Regions from separate parts of the Homo sapiens genome. Here region 1 is linked to region 2. The links are chromatin loops, found by intact Hi-C in ENCODE. Cell type or tissue: PC-3. All regions are shown on one strand. Links, peaks and the distances in the headings refer to the core of each region. The heading gives the core; the rest is flanking DNA. Region 1 has its middle 46 kb from the start of TRQ-TTG4-1. Region 2 has its middle 250 kb from the start of TRQ-TTG4-1.

The links. A loop is a pair of places that touch in the nucleus more often than their neighbours do. Peaks named below come from ENCODE experiments on the same cell type or tissue, not always from the same donor. Only the 100,000 strongest peaks of a DNase experiment are listed, where the experiment ranks them.
Region 1: a loop joins it to region 2, with 6 times the contacts of the local background. A loop is called at or near these places in 5 of 110 quality-filtered maps.

The regions. Positions count from the first base shown.
Region 1 is chr6:145,130,775-145,142,257 of GRCh38, forward strand. No RefSeq gene overlaps it. Among named protein-coding and RNA genes, the nearest start is that of TRQ-TTG4-1, 46 kb to the right of the region's middle. RefSeq lists an enhancer at 4,904-6,103. In PC-3, for the core only: CTCF peaks have their summits at 6,862 (motif pointing left) and 7,061; no DNase peak of the experiment used is centred there.
Region 2 is chr6:144,924,776-144,936,258 of GRCh38, forward strand. No RefSeq gene overlaps it. Among named protein-coding and RNA genes, the nearest start is that of TRQ-TTG4-1, 250 kb to the right of the region's middle. In PC-3, for the core only: CTCF peaks have their summits at 6,828 (motif pointing left) and 7,028; a DNase peak (open chromatin) is centred at 6,886; H3K27ac peaks cover 938 bases.

The DNA.
Region 1 (11,483 bases), core at 5,589-8,088, 210 kb after region 2:
TTCCTTTTATAACCAGTTTTTTGAGGGTTTTTATCATGAAGGGATGTTGAATTTTATCAAATGCTTTTTCAGCATCAATTGAAATGGTCGTATGAATTTTGTCCTTCATTCTCTTGATATGATGTATCCTACCAATTTTTTTTGTGTATGTTAAACAGTCCTTGCATCCCAGGGATAAATCCCACTTGATTATGATGAATGATCTTTTTAATGTATTGTTGAATTCTGTTTGCTAATATTTTGTTGAGGATTTTTGCATCAATATTCATCAGGGGTATTGGCCTGTAGTTTTTTTTTGGGTGTGTCTTTGTGTGGTTTTGGTATCAGAGTGATACTGGCCTCGTAGAATGAGTTTGGAAGTATTTCCTTTTTCTCTATTTCTTGAAATTGTTTGAGTAGGATTGGTACTAATTCTTCTTCAAATATTTGGTAGAATTCAGCAGTGAAGCCGTCAGGTCCCAGGCTTTACTTTACTGGAAGGCTTTTTTTTATAGCTTCAATTTTGTTATTTGTTATTGATATGTTCAGGTTTTGGGTTTCTTCCTGGTTCAGTCTTGGTAGGTTTTATGTGTCTATGAATTTGTACATTTCTTCTAGATTTTCAAATTTGTTGGCCTCTAACTGCTCATAGTAGCCACTAATGATCCTTTGAATTTTTGTATTATCAGTTGTAATAGCTCCTTTTTCATCTCTGATTTTATATATTTGAATCTTTTGTGTATTTTTTCTTAGTCTGACTAAAGGTTTGCTCTCTTTGTTTAACTTTTAAAACAACCAGCTTTTTATTTCATTGGTGTTTTTATTATTTTATTTTATTTTCATTTATTTCTGCTCTTATCTTTATGTTTTTTTCTTCTACTAATTTTGAGTTTGGTTGGCTCTTACTTTTCTTATTCCTTTAGATGTGTTGTTAGGTTGTGTATTTGAAGGTTTTTTTTTTTTTTCCTTTTTTTTTTTGATGTAGGCACTTCCCTCTGTCCCATAGGCTTTTGGTATGTGTTTTTCTTGTCATTTGTTTCAAAAAAATTTTAAATTTTCTTCTTAATTTCTTCATTGGCTGACTAGTCATTCAGTAGCATATTGTTTAATTTCCATATATTTGTATAGTTTCAAAAATTACTCATTATTGATTTCTAGTTTTATTCCATTGGGTCAGAGAAGATGCATCATATTATTTAAATTTTTTGAGTGGTTTAAGAGTTGTTTTGTGACCTAACATATGGTCTATCCTTGAGAATAATCCATGTGCTTAGAAAAAGAATGAGTATTCTGCAGCCATTGGATGAAGTTTTCTGCAAATATTTATTAGATTCATTTGTTCTATAATGCAGATTGAGTCTGATGTTTCTTTGTTGATTTTCTGTCTAGAAGACCTGCCCAATGCTGAAAGTGGGATGTTGAAATCTCCAGCTATTATTGTATTGAAGTCTATCTCTCTCTTTAGCTCTAATAATATTTGCTTTATATATCTGGGTCCTCCAGTATTGTGTGCATATATATTTAAAATTGTTATATCCTCTTGCTGAATTGACTCCTTTATCATTATATAGTGACCTTCTTTGTCTCTTCTTATGGTTCTTGTCTTGAAATCTATTTTGTCTGATATAAGCATAGCTACTCCTGCTTTTTTTTGGTTTCCATTGGTGCGGAATATCTTTTTCCATCCTTTTATTTTCAGTCTATGTGTGTCTTTATAGGTGAAGAGTGTTTCTTGAAGGCAATAAATCAGTACTTTTTTTTTTTTTTTTTTTTGAGATGGAGTCTCACTCTGTTGCCCAGGCTGGAGTGCAGTGACAGGATCTCAACTCACTGCAACCTCCACCTCCCAGGTTCAAGTGATTCTCCTGCCTCAGCCTTCTGAGTAACTGGGATTACAGGTGCTTGCCACCATGCCCAGCTAATTTTTGTATTTTCAGTAGAGACAGGGTTTCCCCATGTTGGCCAGGCTGGTCTTGAACTCCTGACCTCAAGTGATCTGCCCACCTTGGCCTCCCAAAATGTTGGAATTACAGGTGTGAGCCACTGTGCCAGGCCCACTCTACATCTGTTGATTGGAGAGTTTAGTCCTTTGAAATTCAATGTTATTATTGACAAGTAAGGACTTACTCCTGCCATTATGTTTATTTATTTATTTATTTATTTATTTATTTTTCTGGTTGTTTTATGGTTTTGTCTTCCTTCTTTCTTTCATTCCTGTCTTCCTTTCAGTGAAGGTGATTTTCTCCGGAGATACGATTGTTTTTTGTATATGTATCTATTGCATGCTTTTTGTTTTGAGGTTACCATGAGGCTTGTAAATACTATCTTGTAACCCTTTATTTTAAGCTGATAACTGTAGGGAGACCCCCTGAAACTATTGTTATGGGGTAAAAGATGAAATGTTCCTAATTATTGTAAATACAAAGTTGCATGCAGGATTGTGTAAAGACAATGCCAGGTTGGACTGCCAGAATGAGCCAACAGTGAGCGACGTGCCTCCCCCTGCAGAGAGCCTATGAACAGACGTGTAGTCAGGGAGGTTTCACATCACCAAGATTCCTATCCCAGAAAAACAGATGTTCATAGCTCTGGGAATGGAATGTGACCCTTGTGGAGAGCTTATAAATGGACGAATGAGGGGGCACCTGTTCATATGGATAAGATAGGGCTATAAATGCCCTTATCTTGCCACGTCTCTTCTAGGCCTCTTTAGGGTTAAGGCATACTCCCTTCTGAGAATTTCTGGTCTAACTAGTTGTCTAGCTTCGCGTCCTGTTTCTATGGATTGTTTGTAACTAGCTTTTGCTGCAACTGTTACTGCTGATTAATATTTTGCTAATCATAGGTTATGGAAAGACTGCGTTTCTGTTTTAAGGCTCTGTTAGAAATTACTGATGCACACACTATATTGTAAATTCTTATCTCTGTATACTGTACTTCTACATATAGATGTTATGCGTTATGTTAAAGAATTACTTCAACCCCATGTGACCATCTCACCTCATAATCAAATGACCCTAAATCCCTCACTAACCTACCCCTTCCCTCACTAAACTTAATAATAAATGCTAGTATATCCAGTGCATTGGCGGCATCGTGGGACTAGAAGGCAGTGACCCCCCTGGACCCAGCTTTCACTATCTTGTGTGTGTCTATTATTTCTCGACCTGCCGATCCGCCTCGGAAGGAAGAGAAAGCCCTGTTGCATTGCGGGCTGCTGGCCAGATCCCGCAATAGATAACAATTTAAAACTCTTGGCACAAGCAAACAAACAAACAAGCAAAAAGAAAACTAATAAAGATTATACACCTTCACTTTATCCCCCTGCTTTTTAACTCTTTGTTTTTACTATTTATATCTTATTGTACTATGTTTTGAAAAGATGTTGTAGTTATTATTTTTGATTGGTTCATTGTTTAGTCTTTCCACTTAAGAGTAGTTTATACACCGCCATTACAGCATTATTATATTCTGTGTTTTTCTGTATACTTACTATTACCAGTGAGTTTTGTACCTTCAGGTGATTATTTATTGCTCATTAACATCCTTTTCTTTCTGATTGCAGTACTTCCTTTAGCATTTCTTATAGGACAGGTCTGGTATTGATGAAAATCCCTCAGCTTTTGATTGTCTGGGATAATCTTTATTTCTCCTTGATGTTTGAATGATAGTTTCACCAGATATACTATTTTAGGGTAAAAGTTTTTTTTTCCTTCAGAGCTTTAAATAGCCACTTCTTTCCTTGCCTGTAAGGTTTCCACTGAAAAGTCTGCTGCCAAACATATTGGAGATCCATTGTATGTTATTAGTTCCTTTTCTCTTGCTGCTTTTAGAATCCTTTCTTTATCCTTCACCTTTGGAAGTTTGATTATTAAATGCCTTGAGGTAGTTTTTTGGGGGTTAAGTTGGCTTGGTGTTCTATAACCTTCTTGTACTTAGATGTTAATATCTTCCTCAGGTTTGAAAAGTTGTTATTTTGTTATTTTTCCTTTGAATAATCAAATTTTCCTTTGAATAAACTTTGAATAAACTTTCTACCCCAATCTGTTTCTCTACCTCCTCTTAAAGTTCAATAACTCTTAGATTTTCCCTTTTGAGGCTATGTTCTAGATCCTTTAAGTGTGCTCCATTGTTTCTGATCCTTTTTTCTTTTATCTTCTCTGACTGTGTATTTTTAAATAGTCTTTTTTTAAGCTCACTAATTCTTTCTTCTCATTAATTAATTCTGCTATTAAAGAGTCTAATGCATTCTTCAGCATGCCAATTGCATTTTTCATCTCTAGAATTTCTATTTGATTCTTTTTAATTATTTCAATCTCTTTGTTAAATTTATCTAATAGAATTCTGATTTCCTTCTCTGTGTTATCTTGAATTTCTTTGTGTTTCCTCAAAACATCTATTTTGAATTCTCTATCTGAAAGTTCACATATCTGTTTCTCCAGGATTGGTCCATTGTGCCTTATGTAGTTCATTTGGCGAGGTAGTGTTTTCTTGGAACATCTTGATACTTGTAGTCATTCATCTATGTATGGGTATTGAAGAGTTAGGTATTTATTGTAGTCTTCACAGTCTGGGCTTGTTTGTACCCATCCTTCTTCAGAAGGGTTTACTGATATTTGAAAGGACTTGGGTCTTGTGATCTAAGCTGTATCTGCTTTAGTGGGGACCCCAAGCCTATTAACACTGTGGTTCTTACAGACTCATACAGGTACCACCTTGATGACCTGGGTAAGATTCAGAAGAATCTCTGGATTACCAGGCAGAGGTGCTTGTTCTTTTCCCTTCCTTTTTCCCAAATAAATGGAGTCTCTCTCTCTCTCTCTTCTGAACCACCTGGAACTGTGAGTGGAGTAACACAAGCAGCCCTGTGGCCACCACCCTAGGGGTCAGACGTGAGGCTAGCTCAGCATTGAGGTTTATTTGGGGCCCCAGAGCATTTAGCCTATGGTGATGAGACTTGTGGGAAATCAAGTTCTCGCTGCTGGGATTGGAAATTCTCTTCTGGTTAGGGCTTGTTTAAATGCTCACTCTATGGGCGGGCATCAGTTGAATTTGGTTTGGTTTTTCTTTCTGCTATAATGGGTCAGCATTGAGCTCAGTGCCTCATAATTGCTGTGCTCTCCCTCTCCCCACACGGAGAATTGCTCTCTGCACCATGACACTCGCTGCCGGATGTTGGGGGAGGGGTGACATTACTGATTCAAGTCTGTTTTTCCTACCTCTTCAGTGCCTTTCTCAGTGATATGAAGTTAAAACCAAGTACTATGAGTGCTCACCTGATTTTTGGTTCTTACGAAGTTGTTTTTTTGTGTAGATAGTTGTTAAGTCTGTGTCCTTGTAGTGGGGGACGGTCAGTAAAGCTTTCTATTCCGCCATCTTGCTCCACCCCTCTCCTGAGTCTATCTTTTACATGAAAAGTTTGGTCTACTCTATTTAAGTCTGGCAACAGGAAAAATACCTACAACCTCGTACTTTCTCATGGGATAGGAAAGAAAAGACTGTAGACTCCCAGAAGAATATCATAAACAAGGATATACGGGAAAGATAGCACTTAAGTTTCTGCCATTCCAATGACAAATGAAGGGAGGATCTTGCTTATGTTCATTGATACTTGCATGCTTTGATACCCATGTGCTCAAGACATCATTTGGGAATGAGTATTGGGTAAGTATAAGAGATTCCAGCACTCTGAATCTATCATGACACTTGCTGCTGCTCTCACACCCAAATACTTCTTCTGTTAGATTTTTCTGTAGCTTTCAGATACTCTTAGAAATGTGTGTTAGCTGAGATGTGCCACAATATAGTCATTTCTCATTAACATGGGACGTTTCTTTAAAAAATGGCAGCTGGTCATGTGTCTTGTATGGTTTTAAACTGCTGCTGGTTCACGATGATAAATTCCAAAATAATTTAGTCATTAATTATCTAGCTCTTGTTAACCTCACCAGCCTTACCTTCTGCCTTCAAGTTCCTGAAATTTTCTGAACTTTGAATCTCTGAACACATCAGGCCATGTCATATCTTTGTGCCTTTACACAGGTTTCTTTGTCTGCCAAAAGTACTTTTCCCCCAATTATTATTTGTCTATTTAAAATATGATCTCCTTTAGAAAGTGATTATGCTTCTTACCAATAGTTTTGATTCTTTTGCCTTTCCAGGCATATAAAAGACTGTACTTCTCTACTCCCTTAAACTTAGGTATGGCCATGTGACTTGGCCAATACGGTGTGAGAAGTTCACTGTTCCCTTCTGCTTGGAAACACATAAGAGCCCATGCATGACTCTATATATGTTCTTTTCCCTTGCAGTATCAATTGAAGAGGCCATGTGTTCAAGATGATGGAGCTACCGAGTGGCAAATCTTCCCTCAGCCGTGGACCAGTGTGTCACCATATAGAGAACAGTTACCCAGGTGGGTGACCAGACCACACTATAGTAGAATTTGTATAAGTGAGAGATAAATCTCTGCTCTGTTAAGGCCATAAGAGTTTGGACTGGTTTGTTGCCATAGCACAATCTACCCCATCTTGACTGATAACACATGCCTAACTCCTCCAGGAAGATTTACCTGCTAACTCAGTATTCACACAGCATTTTACTAAATAAACATAAGCATAAACATCTGTTTTGTGAATACCACATTATTATTAAATTTTTTATACATCAGTTTTCATCAGTAGACTGTGACTTCTTCAACAATGAGGGCCATGTTTTATTGAATTCCATGTCCCCCAAATTAAGCACAGTTTCTGGAATATAAATGCTCCATACATATTCATTGGGACTGAAGTTCTAACCATGGCGCTATTGAGAAATTCATTTGATATTTATGTGCTTTTAGCTCTCTCTTGTGAAAGTGTAGATGAGAATGACCAGACTGCCCCCTCAAGGTCAAATAAGTTAATAAGAGTGAGAACACTTTGAAAAGTAAAAGGGTAGAAAACAATACATTATCATTATGAGCTAGGACCAAATTGCTTGGGAAGGCAGCAGAACTGGAAGTTGTCTGCAGGACATATTGGGAGAATGCTTTTGCATTTCTCTTATTTACATGCAATTGTCAATAATTTTCTTTCTTTTTTGGGACACACTTTTTATAATAACTGTAGAAGACAGAGGACAAGAGGGTTGCAATTTTGCAGTCCCGTTGATCCTTTGATGGAATTCTTACTCTTCCTTTCCTGTGCTATCCAATCAGTGGCCTGCAGAAAATGATTCCCCAACCAGGAGTTGGACCCAGCCTATTGTGGAGATGCTACTGATGCCCAGCCCATCTCTCCCTAGTATTCACGTCTCTATGCACACACACAGCTTCTTACTGTGGCACCTCTAACTTTCTGCTTTCTGCTACAGGAGTGTACTCATCCTGTATGAAATTCGGGTCCAAATTTCCTTGGTACTAATATCCCTGGAAGCATCCCTCTGCCAATAATAACATAGATGTCGGTGGGTAAGTACCCCAACTTCCTTGACTTTTAGATAGAAGAACTCTAAGCCATGTTTTCCGAAGAGTCTTAGAGGAGTCAGAGCCCTGGCTGCCCATAGTGGTACCTGCTCATTAACCCATTCATATTGGTTTCTTCCCTATCCTAGTTTTCTTTTCTGACTCCTTTGCCAGTGATTCCTAGAATCACCCTGCAAATAAACTATTTCCACTCAAATCCTTGTCTCTGGCTCTGCCTATGGAGAACCCAATGTAAAATAATCCACTTTCCCCATTGCATTTCTTATATTTTAATATAAAAATATATTAACACATTTTGGGAGGCCAAGACAGGAGGATTTCTTAAGGCCAGGAGTTCAAGACCAGCCTGGCCAATACAGCAATACTTTTTCTCTATTAAAAAAAATAAATACATATATATTTGTTAATAACCATACAATAAATATAATAAACATATAATTCAAAACATTAAGCATAAAACAAATAAAATTAAATAATATAAAATTAAAATTTACTACTGATTGCTGCACAAATGGACATTCCTTGGGTTTATAAAGATTATTTAGTGCAATGTTTTATCAAAAGTACAAATGCTGTTCCAAGTACTATTCACCATAGGAAAATTTTTTCAAAAGCATTCTTCCCCTGCTTCCAATGAGGCCCTGCAGTCATTAGGGAAATCCTTGAGAGGGTGTGGGATGGTGGAGGTTCTGGCTCTGATCTGCAAGAGGGTGCCAATTCTTCACACTTAAGCATGAGATTTATCACAAATGACACAGGCCTTCATCCTGAGCACTGAAGCCTCAGTCTGACTCTTTGTTAGAGTTTCCTTTCAGTCACTGGGAAAGCAAAGTAGAGGACTAGGCCTTTGTCTTCTTCCTTCTTCTGACTTTAAAAGGGCTGATTATCAAGAGAGTCTGCCTTTTATCAGCATTCTGACAGCCGTGGCAGAATTGTTCTTCAAACCTTATTACCTTTTGATTTCTAGCTTCTTCCCCAATATTGTTTTCTACATTTCAGAGAATAAATTAGATACAATTTTCACTGTGGCTTGAATATACACTGTGGATGTCTGAGTTAAAGCTTGCCTGCTTATGAGTAAAGGAGGCCCAAGAGAAATAAGACATCACAGAAATAATTTAGCCCCAGAACCATGGCAAGGAGAGGAAAAAAATGCCACGGAGAGTATATTAGAAATTCAAAATATTGCACTTATTTTAGCAAGTGGAATAAATTTTTTCACATGAAATCTCTCAGATTGTAATAAAGACTAATTATTAATAACAAAGAAGCTTTGAGAGGCACGTTGAGAGGGAAAATATATGCAAATTTGGGCTGAGCATATGTGTGCGTGAGTCCCGGCCATTTCAGCCACTTTCGCAATCAGCACTGATGGCAGAGAGTAATTCACATTGATTGCTAAACAGCTGAAGTGATTGAGTCTCCTGCTGTGCAGCAGTCCAGGCATTTGGGGTGAGAGTGCACTTGCTGTGTACAATGAGCGTTGGCAGCCTTTCAGAAACTCTAGCTAAATTTGAAAATGGGTTTGGGAACAATATCAATTTATGCCAAGCCAATTCAATAATTGGTGGAAAAACTAGAAGGGAGCCTGTTTTGGAAATAGAACATTTCCAAATTAGAGGGTTCACTTTCTCATATCATCCTCATTCTGGGGTTCTTCACCATTTGTGAATTGTTTGTCTTAATGGATGATGCTGCACAATTAGTATAGTCATGGTAAATTGTTACCCAGGCATTTCACATTTCATGTGTCCATTCATTTATTCTGTAACTATTTAGTAAGGACTTACTGTGTTTAAAGGTACTATCTAAAATTTACCTAAATAACATTATTGAGGACATGGACTATCTCATACATAAGATTATGATCAGCAGTGGGCTGAATTGAATAAGCCTGGCAGGATCCATGAAGCTGGGTGTATACCACATGTGCTTGTGTGCTCTCTCTCTCCTTCATATACAAATATACATAAACATACATACACACACAGTTTCAGGATCCTGAGTGTTCAAGATCAACTTGAAAGTAGCAAAACTATAACAGTAGAAAAATACCTTTATGATTTCTGTAAGTTAAGAGACGTAGAGGGGCTAAGCTGATTCTGCCAGTGACATCAATCTGACTTTCAGCAAATAAATTCACCTATCTCCACCTCAATTTCCTAGGAAGGCAAGGGCTTTCTCTGTTAGTTTTACTACTTTATCCTCAGCTCCTAGAATACAGCCCAGCACTGGTAGAGCTCAATAAATATCTCTTGAAAGAAGAAATAAAATAGTTTGATCTCAAATGTCTAGGGTCTGGGCTAGGCCATAAACGAATGGCAAAGATGCGCTGATGGCCTTGGCCTCTGGCATACACTAAAAATAGCTTAGCGACATCCTTGGCCCTTCATCTTAGGCCCTAAAGTTAATCAGAGAGTTAAGCCTCTAGTCACTCCATGATGAGGACTGGTGAGCCCAAGGAAAAGAAGAGGTGGGAGGAGAATCTACCCTGATACTCAGCACAGAATTGGTCTGCATGTAGGGTACAGCAAAATGATTTTGGTGGTGGCAAGGATTATACAGATATGAGTCCGAGCTGTTTGTCAGGGTTTCAGAGAAAAAAAAGAAGTACTGAATCAAAAATCCAATAATATCTTTTCTAATTACTTTGGACAACCTGAAGCGTTAATTTCTCTGTGATTCCATTGCCTCTCGTACGTACCTCTTTTATTGCCAATGGTGTAGTTCATTGTCAGTATGTGCTCGCATATTCCTCACAAGGTTATATGTTCATGGGGACTAAGATGTTCAGCACACAGCAGATGCTCAATAAATGTTTGTTTGAAGGATACACTGCCTTTCCTGGGCATGAACATTCACAAATGCTAAGTTCCTGCTTCACTTCATGAACATTTGAGAAGTTTAGTTTTATATTTCATAACGTTTCTTGCCTATCAGGAAATATTTTAATGCAACTTACTCTACAAAGTGGTGGGAGGGAAGATACTTTCTCATAGCCCTCCTCTGAGGCATGTCTCAATTTCACACCTTCCACAGAAGTAATTAATCACTTCTCCTCTACCTTCTAACAATTGATTCTTTAGGTTATCCACAAAATGCACACCATGACCTTTTGAAAACCTTGATGTAAACTTGCCACAAGGACTCTTTTTCTTTCTTCCTAAAGGGAAATTGGATAGTGTTCTTTCCATTGTGACAATATGTCATTTGCAATAAATAAAATCAGGAGAAGGAAAGAAAACATTGTCTTCGTTACAGAGACCAATTCTGACATAGTCAGGAAGTAGTTATGATAATGGTTCATCAGAAAGTGTCATTGAACAAAATTTTTATGGGCAAGGAAACAAATTTGTAAAGCATTGTTACAACTGTCCATCTGCCAGTCATCACAGAAATAGCCTTTTTGTACAGTACTTAAATTCATTCTAGAATGAGCTTTATTTAAATACATTTAAATATGCTATTTGGCATTGTAAGTAGGGAATGGATCCCCAAGAACAGCCTGTTTGGTAATTTATTTTGCAGTGCACACTGTTGCTAGGTGATAATCAGCTCTAGTGTTACTGGAATATTTGATGCATTAGGTCAAAATTTGATTTTTTATACAGGGATTCTATTTGGTGTGGAAGCTTGGACCTAGGTGAAAAGGCAGAGGCTCTTTGCTTCCTTGCCAAAGGGATAGATCTCCTAACTCTGCCTGGTTTATTTCAGCTCACTGAGGATTCTCTAAATTAATTTTTTACCTAAGTTCTCTGAACTAGTTCAGTTGGGAAGCGCTGACTCCCCCAGTTTCACTGTTGGCATCACTAAAGGCAGCTCAGTAGGAATGCTGGCTTTAGTGGGCAATTACCTCTGCTGACAGAATACAGAGAGTCTTGAATCCTAGGGCTTTGAACTTGACTAAAATAACAATAAATGAATTTTCTTTCAGGCTGGACATGGCCAGGTGACCACTCCTTTACATTGATTAAGTGGAGTATTTTAGACCAAGCATGAATATCTTGTTTTACCTCTTTGTATGAATGGGATTCAT
Region 2 (11,483 bases), core at 5,667-8,166:
GCCTGTCCCCTCAGTCCCAACCCCAAGCGTCGCTGAGTCTTTCTAATCTTCCTTTTCTACAGACCCATCTGACCTCTCCCTTCCTTGCCAGGCCAAGCTAGATCCCAATTCTTCCTCAGCCTCCATTCCTCCACCCTATAATCTTTGTATCACCTCCCCTTCTCACACCTGGTCTGGCTTACAGTTTTGTTCCGTGACTAGCCCTCCCCCACCTGCCCAGCAATTTACTCAAAAAGGTGGCTGGAGCCAAAGGCATAGTCAAGGTTAATGCTCCTTTTTCTTTATCCCAAATCAGAAGCGTTTAGGCTCTTTTTCATCAAATATAAAAACCCAGCCCAGTTCATGGCTCATTCGGCAACCCTGAGACGCTTTACAGCCCTAGATCCTAAAAGGTCAAAAGGCCGTCTTAGTCTCAAAATACATTTTATTACCCAATCTGTTCCCAACATTAAATAAAACTCCAAAAATTAAATTCTGGCCCTCAAACCCCACAACGGGATTTAATTAACCCCATCTTCAAGGTGTACAATAACAGAAAAAAGTTGCAATTCCTTGCCTCCACTGTGAGACAAACCCCAGCCACATCTCCAGCACACAAGAACTTCCAAACGCCTGAACTGCAGCAGCCAGGCGTTCCTCCAGAACCTCCTCCCCCAGGGGCTTGCTACACATGCCGGAAATCTGGCCACTGGGCCAAGGAATGCCTGCAGCCCGGGATTCTTCCTAAGCCACGTCCCATCTGTGTGGGACCCCACTGAAAATCAGACTGTTCAACTCACCTGGCAGCCACTCCCAGAGCCCCTGGAACTCCGGCCCAAGGCTCTCTGACTGACTCCTTCCCAGATCTTCTCGGCTTAGCGGCTGAAGACTGCTGCTCGGTTGCCTCGGAAGCCCTATAGACCATCACGGATGCTGAGCTTTAGGTAACTCTCACAGTGGAAGGTAAGCCCGTCCCCTTCTTAATCAATATGGAGGCTACCCACTCCACATTACCTTCTTTTCAAGGGCCTGTTTCCCTTGCCTCTGTAACTGTTGTGGGTATTGATAGCCAGGCTTCTAAACCTCTTAAAACTCCCCAACTCTGGTGCCAACTTAGACAATACTCTTTTAAGCACTCCTTTTTAGTTATCCCCACCTGCCCAGTTCCCTTATTAGGCCGAGATATTTTAACCAATTATCTGCTTCCCTGACTATTCCTGTATTACAGCTGCATCTCATTGCTGCCCTTCTTCCAAATCCAAAGCCTCCTTTGAGTCCTCCTCTTGTATCCCCCCACCTTAACCCACAAGTATAAGATACCTCTACTCCCTCCTTGGCGACCGATCATGCACCCCTTACCATCTCATTAAAACCTAATCACCCTTACCCCGCTCAATGCCAATATCCCATCCCACTACATGCTTTGAAAGGATTAAAGCCTGTTATCACTCACCTGCTACAGCATGGCCTTTTAAAGCCTATAAACTCTCCTTACAATTCCCCCATTTTACCTGTCCTAAAATCAGACAAGCCTTACAAGTTAGTTCAGGATCTATGCCTTATCAACCAAATTGTTTTACCTATCCACCCCATGGTGCCAAACTCATATAGTCTCCTATCCTCAATACCTCCCTCCACAATCCATTATTCTGTTCTGGATCTCAAACATGCTTTCTTTACTATTCCTTTGCACCCTTCATCCCAGCCTCTCTTCGCTTTCACTTGGACTGACCCTGACACCCATCAGGCTCAGCAAATTACCTGGGCTGTACTTCCGCAAGGCTTCACAGACAGACCCCATTACTTCAGTCAAGCCCAAATTTCATCCTCATCTGTTACCTATCTCAGCATAATTCTCGTAAAAACACACGTGCTCTGCTCTCCCTGCTGATCGTGTCCGATTAATCTCTGAAACCTCAGTCCCTTACAAAACAACTCCTTTCCTTCCTAGGCATGGTTCGTGCGGTCAGAATTCTTACACAAGAGCCAGGACCGCACCCTGTAGCCTTTCTGTCCAAACAACTTGACCTTACCGTTTTAGCCTAGCCCTCATGTCCGCGTGCAGTGGCTGCCACTGCTTTAATACTTTTAGAGGCCCTCAAAATCACAAACTATGCTCAACTCACTCTCTACATTTCTCATAACTTCCAGAATCTATTTTCTTCCTCATACCTGATGCATATACTTTCTGCTCCCTGGCTCCTTCAGCTGTACTCACTCTTTGTTAAGTCCCACAATTACCATTGTTCCTGGCCCGGACTTCAATCCAGCCTCCCACATTATTCCAGATACCACACCTGACCCTCATGACTGCCTCTCTCTGATCCACCTGATGTTCATCCCATTTCCCCACATTTCCTTCTTCCCTGTTCCTCACCCTGATCACGCTTGATTTATTGATGGCAGTTCCACCAGGCCTAATCGCCACACATCAGCAAAGGCAGGCTATGCTATAGTACAAGCCACTAGCCCGCCTCTTAGAACCTCCCATTTCCTTTCAATTGTGGAAATCTATCCTCAAGGAAATAACTTCTCAGTGTTCCATCTGCTATTCTACTACTCCTCAAGGATTATTCAGGCCCCCTCCCTTCCCTACACATCAAGCTTGAGGATTTGCCCCCGCCCAGGACTGGCAAATTAGCTTTACTCAACATGCCCCGAGTCACAAAAACTAAAATACCTCTTAGTCTAAGTAGACACTTTCACTAGATAGGTAGAGGCCTTTCCTACAGGGTCTGAGAAGGCCACTGCAGTCATTTCTTCCCTTCTGTCAGACATAATTCCTCAGTTTAGCCTTCCCACCTCTATACAGTCTGATAACAGACCAGCCTTTATTAGTCAAATCAGCCAAGCAGTTTTTCAGGCTCTTAGTATTCAGTGACAGACTAATGGTCTATTAAAAACACACCTCAACAAGCTCAGCCACCAACTTAAAAAGGACTGGACAATACTTTTACCACTTTCCCTCCTCAGAAGTCAGACCTGTCCTCAGAATGCTACAAGGTACAGCCCATTTAAGCTCCTGTATAGACGCTTCTTTTTATTAGGTCCCATTCTCATTCCAGACACCCGACCAACTTAGACTGTGCCCCCAAATAACTTGTCATCCCTACTATCTTCTGTCTAGTCATACTCCTATTTGCCGTTCTCAACTACTCATACATGCCCTGCTCTTGTTTACACTGCCGGTTTACACTGTTTCTCCAAGCCATCACAGCTGATATCTCCTCGTGCTATCCCCAAACTGCCACTCTAAACTCTTGAAGTAAATAAATAATCTTTGCTGGCAGGACTATGCTGAACCTCCTTAGGCACTCTCTAATCAGATGTCCTAGGTCCTCCCAATTCTTAGTCCTTTTATACCTGTTTTTCTCCTTTTCTTATTCCATTTAGTTTTTCAATTCATACAAAACCATATCCAGGCCATCACCAATAATTCTACACGACAAATGTTGCTTCTAACAACCCCACAATATCACCCCTTACCACAAGATCTCCCTTCAGCTTAATCTCTCCCACTCTAGGTTCCCACGCCGCCCCTGATCCCGCTTGAAGCAGCCCTGAGAAACATTGCCCATTCTCTCTCCATACCACTCCCCAAAATTTTCGCCGCCCCAATACTTCAACACTATTTTGTTTTATTTTTCTTATTAGTACAAGAAGGCAGGAATGTCAGGCCTCTGAGCCCAAGCCAAGCCATCGCATCCCCTGTGACTTGCACGTATACGCCCAGATGGCCTGAAGTAACTGAAGAATCACAAAAGAAGTGAAAAGGCCCTGCCCGGCCTTAACTGATGACATTCCACCATTGTGATTTGTTCCTGCCCCACCTTAACTGAGTGATTAACCCTGTGAATTTCCTTCCCCTGGCTCAGAAGCTCTCCCACTGAGCACCTTGTGACCCCCGCCCCTGCCCACCAGAGAACAACCCCCTTTGACTGTAATTTTCCTTTACCTTCCCAAATCCTATAAAAGGGCCCCACCCGTATCTCCCTTCGCTGACTCTCTTTTCGGACTCAGCTCACCTGCACCCAGGTGAAATAAACAGCTTTATTGCTCACACAAATCCTGTTTGGTGGTCTCTTCACACGGATGTGCATGAAATAAACCATGTTTGATGAACCCAGATGAGCAATCTGTTGATCTGAGAAAAGGAGTTTACTTGAATGAAAGCTAGTGTTGTTTGGATAAATGGACATTGGGAAGTTCCTGAAACAATCACGTGATCTGCAACTTTATCTTCCTGAGCCAGGGTTTTCTGGAAGAGTGATGCCCTGTAGCTGCAGACAGTGAGCTGTGTGGTTGAGATAGTTTGAATGCTGGGGGCTATTTCAGTTGGTGTGGTCAGGGAAGGCCTCCTAGTTGATGAAACCTTAGTAGAGGTCTGACTGTTGTGAAGGGTGAGCTGTGAGCAGTTCTAGGAAATTCAGCATTCTAGCCAGAGAGAAGAGTCAGGGCAAATCCCTTGGCATGGGAAGGATTTTGAGTGTTGGAGGACTAGCAAGAGAAGCAGGATGGCTGGGGAAACCATTGAGCAAGGGGGAGGTTACTTGGAGATTAGTCAATACCTTCCCAACACTAGGAAGAGTTTGGATTGAATTCTAAGGGATATGGGAAGTCACTGATGGTTTTAAAAAGAGGAGTTATCTGATTTAGAGGGTTAAATGACCACTTTGGCAGGAAGACCAGTTAGGAGGCTTTTGTAGTAGTCCAGGAGAGGGCAGGTGGCTTGGTCTTTGGTCATAGCAATGGAGGTGATGAGAAGTCAGTGGTGTACTAGGAGTTATCCTTGACTCCTCTTTTCCCAAACATCTCACATTCAAACTATCTACCTTCAAAATATAACTCCTAGTATTTTGACCGGAATAACTGATTGAAAAGCTATTCCATGTTGTTATGGACTGTGTGTGTTCTCCCAAAATTCATATATTGAAGCCTATATCCCAGTGTGACTATATTTGGATACAAGGCCTCCAGAAAGGTAAAATTAAGGATATATGGGGTCATAGGATAGGATTCTAGTTTAGTAGCACTGGTGTCCTTATAAGAAGAAGGGACACCAGACATCTCTTTCTTTCTATTCACAGACTAAGGAAAAGCTATATGAGGATACAGCAAGAGGGCAGCCAACTACATTCCTGGAAGACAGCCCTGAAACCAACACTGATGGCACCTAGATCTTAACTTCTGGCATCTGGAACTGTGAAAAAATAAATTTCCATTGTTTAAGCCATGCAGTCTGTGGTAATGTTTTATGGCATCTCTAGCAAATTAATATACCATGTAATAGTATGTAGAAAACTGTGGAAAGAGTAGATTTGGGCAGGGTGGGAGCGTGGGGGTAAAAATAAACAGTTCTCCTTGTGGAAATGGTTGTGGATTATATGAGTTTTAAAGTCAGAGTGAAGGATGTTGAGATATAAAGGAGAGAGTCAGTAATGTGTGGCTTTGAGGCTTGGATTTTTCTTTTCTTTCCTAAACATCTGACTCTACCACCACTAGCCTCCTCCATTCCTGCCTTCTTGAATAACTATTTCTATTACGCCATTTCTCTTCTTCCTATTGAACACTACTTTCTGTGAAGGATTAGCTGTGATGTGGTGTAAAACTCTTTGGACTTAGGCCAGGTATGGTGGCTCAAGCCTGCAATCCCAGCATTTTGGGAGACTGAGGCAGGCAGATCACGAGGTCGGGAGATCGAGGCCATCTGTCTAACATGGTGAAACCTCATCTCTCTACTAAAAGTACAAATAATAATAATAATAATTAGCCGGGTGTGGTGGCAGGTGCCTGTAGTCCCAGCTACTCAGGAGGATGAGGCAGGAGAATGGCGTGAACCCGGGAGGTGGAGCTTGCAGCGAATTAACTCACTACACTAAAATGTCACTGAATAATATCAATAAACACATACATTTTTATTGTATGTGGATCGCGCCACTGTACAGCAGCCTGGGCAACAGAGCGAGACTCCGTCTCAAAAACAAACAAACAAACAATCAAAAAAACCTCTTTGGACTTAGTGTTAAGTACTCTGGGTTCAGGTCCCATCTCTAACCCTTACTATCTGTATAGCCGGGGAGTCTTGAGCAACTGATTCACTTAACCTCACTGGCATCAACTTCTTCACCTGAAATATGAATAAAGATATTTACCTTACAGGCTTATTATGAAATAACAACTATGCATGAGAAAAAAATGAGTATAAAAGCATTTTATAAAGTGAATATCGCAATAAAAACGTGTTTATTGATATTATTCAATGACATTTTAGTGTGATGAGTTAATTTCCTAGGAGTGATTGCATATAAACTGTAGAGAAAATACTAGACCCACGAAAAACACTTCCATTGTTAATGATGCAAGGGAACTTCTGTCTACTCTACTTCCCCAAATCTCTTCATATAAATGAGTGACCAGTCTACCTACCAATGAAATCAGTTTCATCCTCAATTTTCTATGGAGTGAACCTGTTGCAGGACGGATGGGTTCCAAAATTTAGCGTTAATCTGGGATGGTCCTTGGCTTTACCCAGGATAGAATTTAAGGGCAAGCCGGATCACCAGTAAGACAGTAATCTTCTGTTGAACAGTACTGCTCCTTGCAGAGAAGTTCTAATCATAGGCAGTGCACCCAGATTTATCAATGTATGGGCTCTTGGCAACTGTATTTGTACTCACTTAAACCCACTTTCAGTTACATGTGAATTAAGAGGCAGGTCAATGCAAATTGAGGGAAGGATTATTTGGAACTTTCTAAGAAAGAGACAGTAACTTAGGGGTTGTTAGAATGGAAAGAGGGGGTAACTTTTGGGTTGCTGTCGTGGCATTTGTAAATAGTCATGGCACTAGAGATTGCTTTCATCGCCATCTGCTGGTTCCTGCTGGTTTCTTCACTTTATCCTGTCTGGACCAGACCCTGATTTGGTTAGCAGGGTTGTGTCCAGAAAACCAGTCCTGCTGGTCTCCTACCTCAGTTCTATTTCTGTTTATGAACTAGATTGACTTGCTCTAGAAGATATAATACAGACTATAACATAGAGTTAGAGATTTGTAAGATGTTAAAGAACCCTTAGATATATTGTCCAGAGATGGCAAAATTGCAAATTAAATTACCACTCTCCTATCTTTTGGCCATGAAAGACATTACTTATTTACCAGAGCACATTTGTCTACTAAGCCCTCAATAGCCTCGAAATCATTTTCTTTATGGTATAGAGCCTCTACCATTTTGTTTCAGCAGGAAAATTTTATTTGCCATCTGTGATTCCTTTCATTATACAGATGGAGAAACTGAGACCTTGAGAGGTAATTTGTCTAACAGCATGCTTACTGTTTTTAGTGAATGCCAAAAATACCTAAGCAGGAAGCTGCATTTCTATATATGGAAAATGAATGTACTTATTATAAATGTGCATATACCTTCACACCTCACCACACATATATACATGATTGTTCATTTGAAATCTTTTTTTTTTCTGATTGAAGATACCCCTAAGGAGGCTGGAGACACCAAAAAATCTTTCTTAACTAACATTGGCAGTATTGAAACACTGCCTTCTGAGAGAAATGACTTTTGTCTTTTACTTAATTAATTATAAACAGGAATCACTAGATACCTGCAGGTTGTTGTTTGCTTACTTATTACAGCCAAGCTCTGCCATTCTTAAATCTCTTTTAACTCTTAAAAAGGCAGGCAGAGAGGTTTCTTCTCCTTTGATCTTCTTAAGGGCACTGATACATTAAAGGATGCTATGATGTCTCAGACTGCCAAAATATAACACTAATAATACTGTGTGCTCTCCAAACACAACATCCTTCCTATAATATCTTCCCTTGACAGACATAATTACTTGAATCATCCACAGGGGCCTCTTAATGAAACTTTCTGTTTGTAGCAACTTTTGTTTCATTTAATTAGCTGTCTGTATGAGCAGTGCATGAAGGCAGTTGTTTTCTTACACAGCAAAGAATAATGTCAATTCATTTCTAAGGGTGAGCTAAATTGAAGGTGCCTGTATTAGCAGAATCACTTTCTATTTGGATTAAGCAAGCTGTCAATATTGCAGCTCCTATGTTACAACACTCTTGTTGCCATCTAACCTCAACCTGTGTATGTACAAATATTTCATTAGGTTATTCCTATAACAGGACATTAAAATGGGACTTGTCCTGTCTTTCAATTGAGGCCAAAGACACTAGATGACACCTTCTAAAATGAATTGTAAGTCAGTTCACTGATTGAATGACTCTCAAGCCACACGATTTTTTTAGATCTTTTTAACGATCTAAAAAGTGGCTATTATTGGGCGTGATAAGTAGAATTTGGAGAGGACTTCTTTGCAGTGAGCTATCTTGTTGAGTTCAACCTATGAAACGAGAGAGTGTGTGTAAAGGGGGCAATTGCCCCTAATCCCAAGTCTAGCATGAAAAACTCCAATGGGATTACATTGAGAAATTGATATGCAATCTCTGTAGGTTTTGAATCAGATTAATGGGGCTTGGCTCATGCTTGAGAAGGCTGCAGTAGCTTGTGGTTTAGGAGTGAACTGTCTGTGATAGCATTGCCTTCCTTCCAACTGCAGACCAGTGGGCATGATTCCTAAGGACCAGGTATGGGAACCACACTAGTAATGTCAGCCTGAACTCATTTTAAAAGTGACTGTCTTGGAGGGATTTTCAGTTATGGTAGCATAAAAACATTGGTGAATCCTTTTAGCCAAACTGAACAAAATTGTCAAAAGGATGAAATATTTCCAGGCACTGGACTGACCATAGAGCCCAGAGTGTGTAAACCACAATTTTAGAATCATGTATTCTTAAAAACCTGGAGTGCTTTGGGAAGGAAAGGCAGACATCTATGCCCTTTTGCTTGGGCTGCTCCCATCCTCCCTCCTGCCCCAGCACAGTTGACAAGAAGTATAGTTTTACCAGTGTGGTGCTGTCTAAAAAACCCAGCAGCTTTATTGCCAGAGGGGACAGAATCAATTTGAGAAAAAAGACAAAACCCCATAGCTGTGTCAGCTAAAACTAAAGAACTTGGTAGAAAATAAATGGGGAGGACCTGTAGCTTTGCTTATCTAGGTTTGTGGTCCTGGTTAGGGTGAGCAGTGAACTAGTAAAAATTTAATAAGAAGATCTTGGAAGAGAAAGAGCTATGAAAGTCCTAAGATATACTTTTCATATATCCTCGGCCTACTGGGAAACTACATTTATCCTAGCTTTATCCTAGCGTAAAGTATAAGTTAAGGGACACTTGAAAACTTGCTGCAACTTGGAATGTACTTCCCAGCCCATGTACAGATCAATGAACAGAAGGAGGAAAACTTATGGGCTTGAGGGGTTTGAACACAACCTCAATCTACATTATTGTCTGATTACTAAACTGTGCAGTTATAGGAATAACACCTAGGAAGCCAGGGTAAAATAGAAAAATAAAAAGAAAAGAATACAGAATGGAGACATCAGTAGGTACATATTTTTGGGGAGACAGACATTGGAGTTTATGTCCAAGCAAATTAATAAAAAAGTAACACTTGGAAAAATAAAACAGAATCTATACTTGCTACAATTATAAGACATGCACAGAAACAGAGAAGTGTGATTCATACTAAAATAAAACCCAAAACCCAGTTTATAAAAACAGACTCAGAATAGGTCTAAGTGTAAGCTTTAGTAGAAAAATGCTTCAAGGCATCTCTCACAGATATGCTCAAAGAAGTAAAGAAAAATATTGTGACAATAACTCAAAAAATAGGGAACCTCATGAGAGAAATAGAGGCTCTAAAAAGGCCAAATAAAAATTCTAGAGTTAAAAAGATCAATAACTGAAATAAGAAATTCACTAGATGGACTCAAGAGCAGATTTGAGATGGCAAAAGAAACAATAGCAAACTTGAAGTTGGATATATCTGAAGAACAGAGGGAAAAAAGAGAGAAGACAAATTAACAGAGTATTAGAGTCCTGAGGGGCAACATCAAGTGTATCTATATATATAATAGGTCTCACAGAAAGAGAGAAAATAAAGAAAAAATGTTTTCAGAAATAATGGCGGCCAGGCACACTGGCTCATGCCTGTAATCTCAGCACTTTAGAAGATTGAGGTGGGTGGATTACTTGAGCCCAGGAGTTTGAGACCAGCTTGGGCAACATGATGAAACCCTGTCTATACCAAAAAAAAGAAAAAAACAAAAACAAAACACCCTGCAAAAATTAGCCAGGCATAGTGTCATGTGCCTATAGTCCCAGCTACTCAGGAAGCTGAGGTAGGAGGATTGCTTGAGCCCCACAGATGGAGGTTGTACTGAGCCAAGATTGTGCACTGAAGCCTGGGAGACAAAGTCAGACCCTGTCTCAAAAAAAAAAAAAAAAAAAAAAGAAAAGTAAAAGAAAAAGTAAATGCCTTGAAACTTCTCAAATTTAATGAAAACAATTTACAAATCCAAGAAGCTGAACAAATACCAAGTAAAATAAACAAAAAAGACCCACTTCTAGACATCATAGTGAAATTGATGAATGTTAAAAACAAAGAGAAAATACTGAAAACAGCAAAAAAAAAAAAAAAAAAAAAAAAGAAAAAAGTGACTCATTATATACAAGGGAATGACAAACAATGAATGATTGACTTCTCCTTCAAAACAATGGGGTCCAGAAGGCAGTGGAATGATGTATTCAAAGTGCTGAATGTAGCAAAACTATTCACCAAGGATCCTATACCCAATGATGTATTCAATGATGTTTTTTCTCCCTGTTCATTCTCCTTTTTTAAAATTGAAGGTGAAACAAAGACATTACAAGATAAGCAAAAACTGAGGGAATTAGTTGCTGGCAGATCTGTCCTACTTGAAGTACTTAAGAAACTCTTTCAGGCTGAAAGAACTGATACTGGACAGTGACTGAAATCCATAGGAAGAAATTAAATATGCAAGTGTATATGCATAAAACAGATATACATATATATTTATTACATATACACACACATATGTGTGTGTGTGTATGCATGTGTATATATACACATACACACACACATTTTCTCTCTCTTTTCTTCTCTAAAGATGACTCTGGCCTGCCAGATAAGGGGCCAAGCAACAAAAAGCAGGGACAGAAACTCAGAGTGAATCAGGGGTGGTTAGCTAGAGAAGAGGACTCTGTGAATCAAGATAATTGCAGTCAGGGGGTTCCTGAAGGGGAGTCTCTAACAAAGGCACAAAACAGCCCTTGGAGATAAGAATGAGCTTTAAATATTTGCTAGATTCAGAGACAATAAAGGCAAGCTAAAGTAGAAGTAGTCAAGAACTTTCGAGTATCCCTTACCTCTCCTCCCACCCTCTGCTTCCATTCTGGCAAAGTCTGAAATAGCAGTCAGTTCAGTGGGGAGAAGAAACCATCCTCCTCCCCAAGTGGCAGGCAGCCTACCTATGCCTGGCCCTAACCTAGGGTGAGGAGGGGATAGGGTGATAGGGCTTACCTTCCAAGCTGGATTGAATTGTGGGTTAATGTTGAACCAG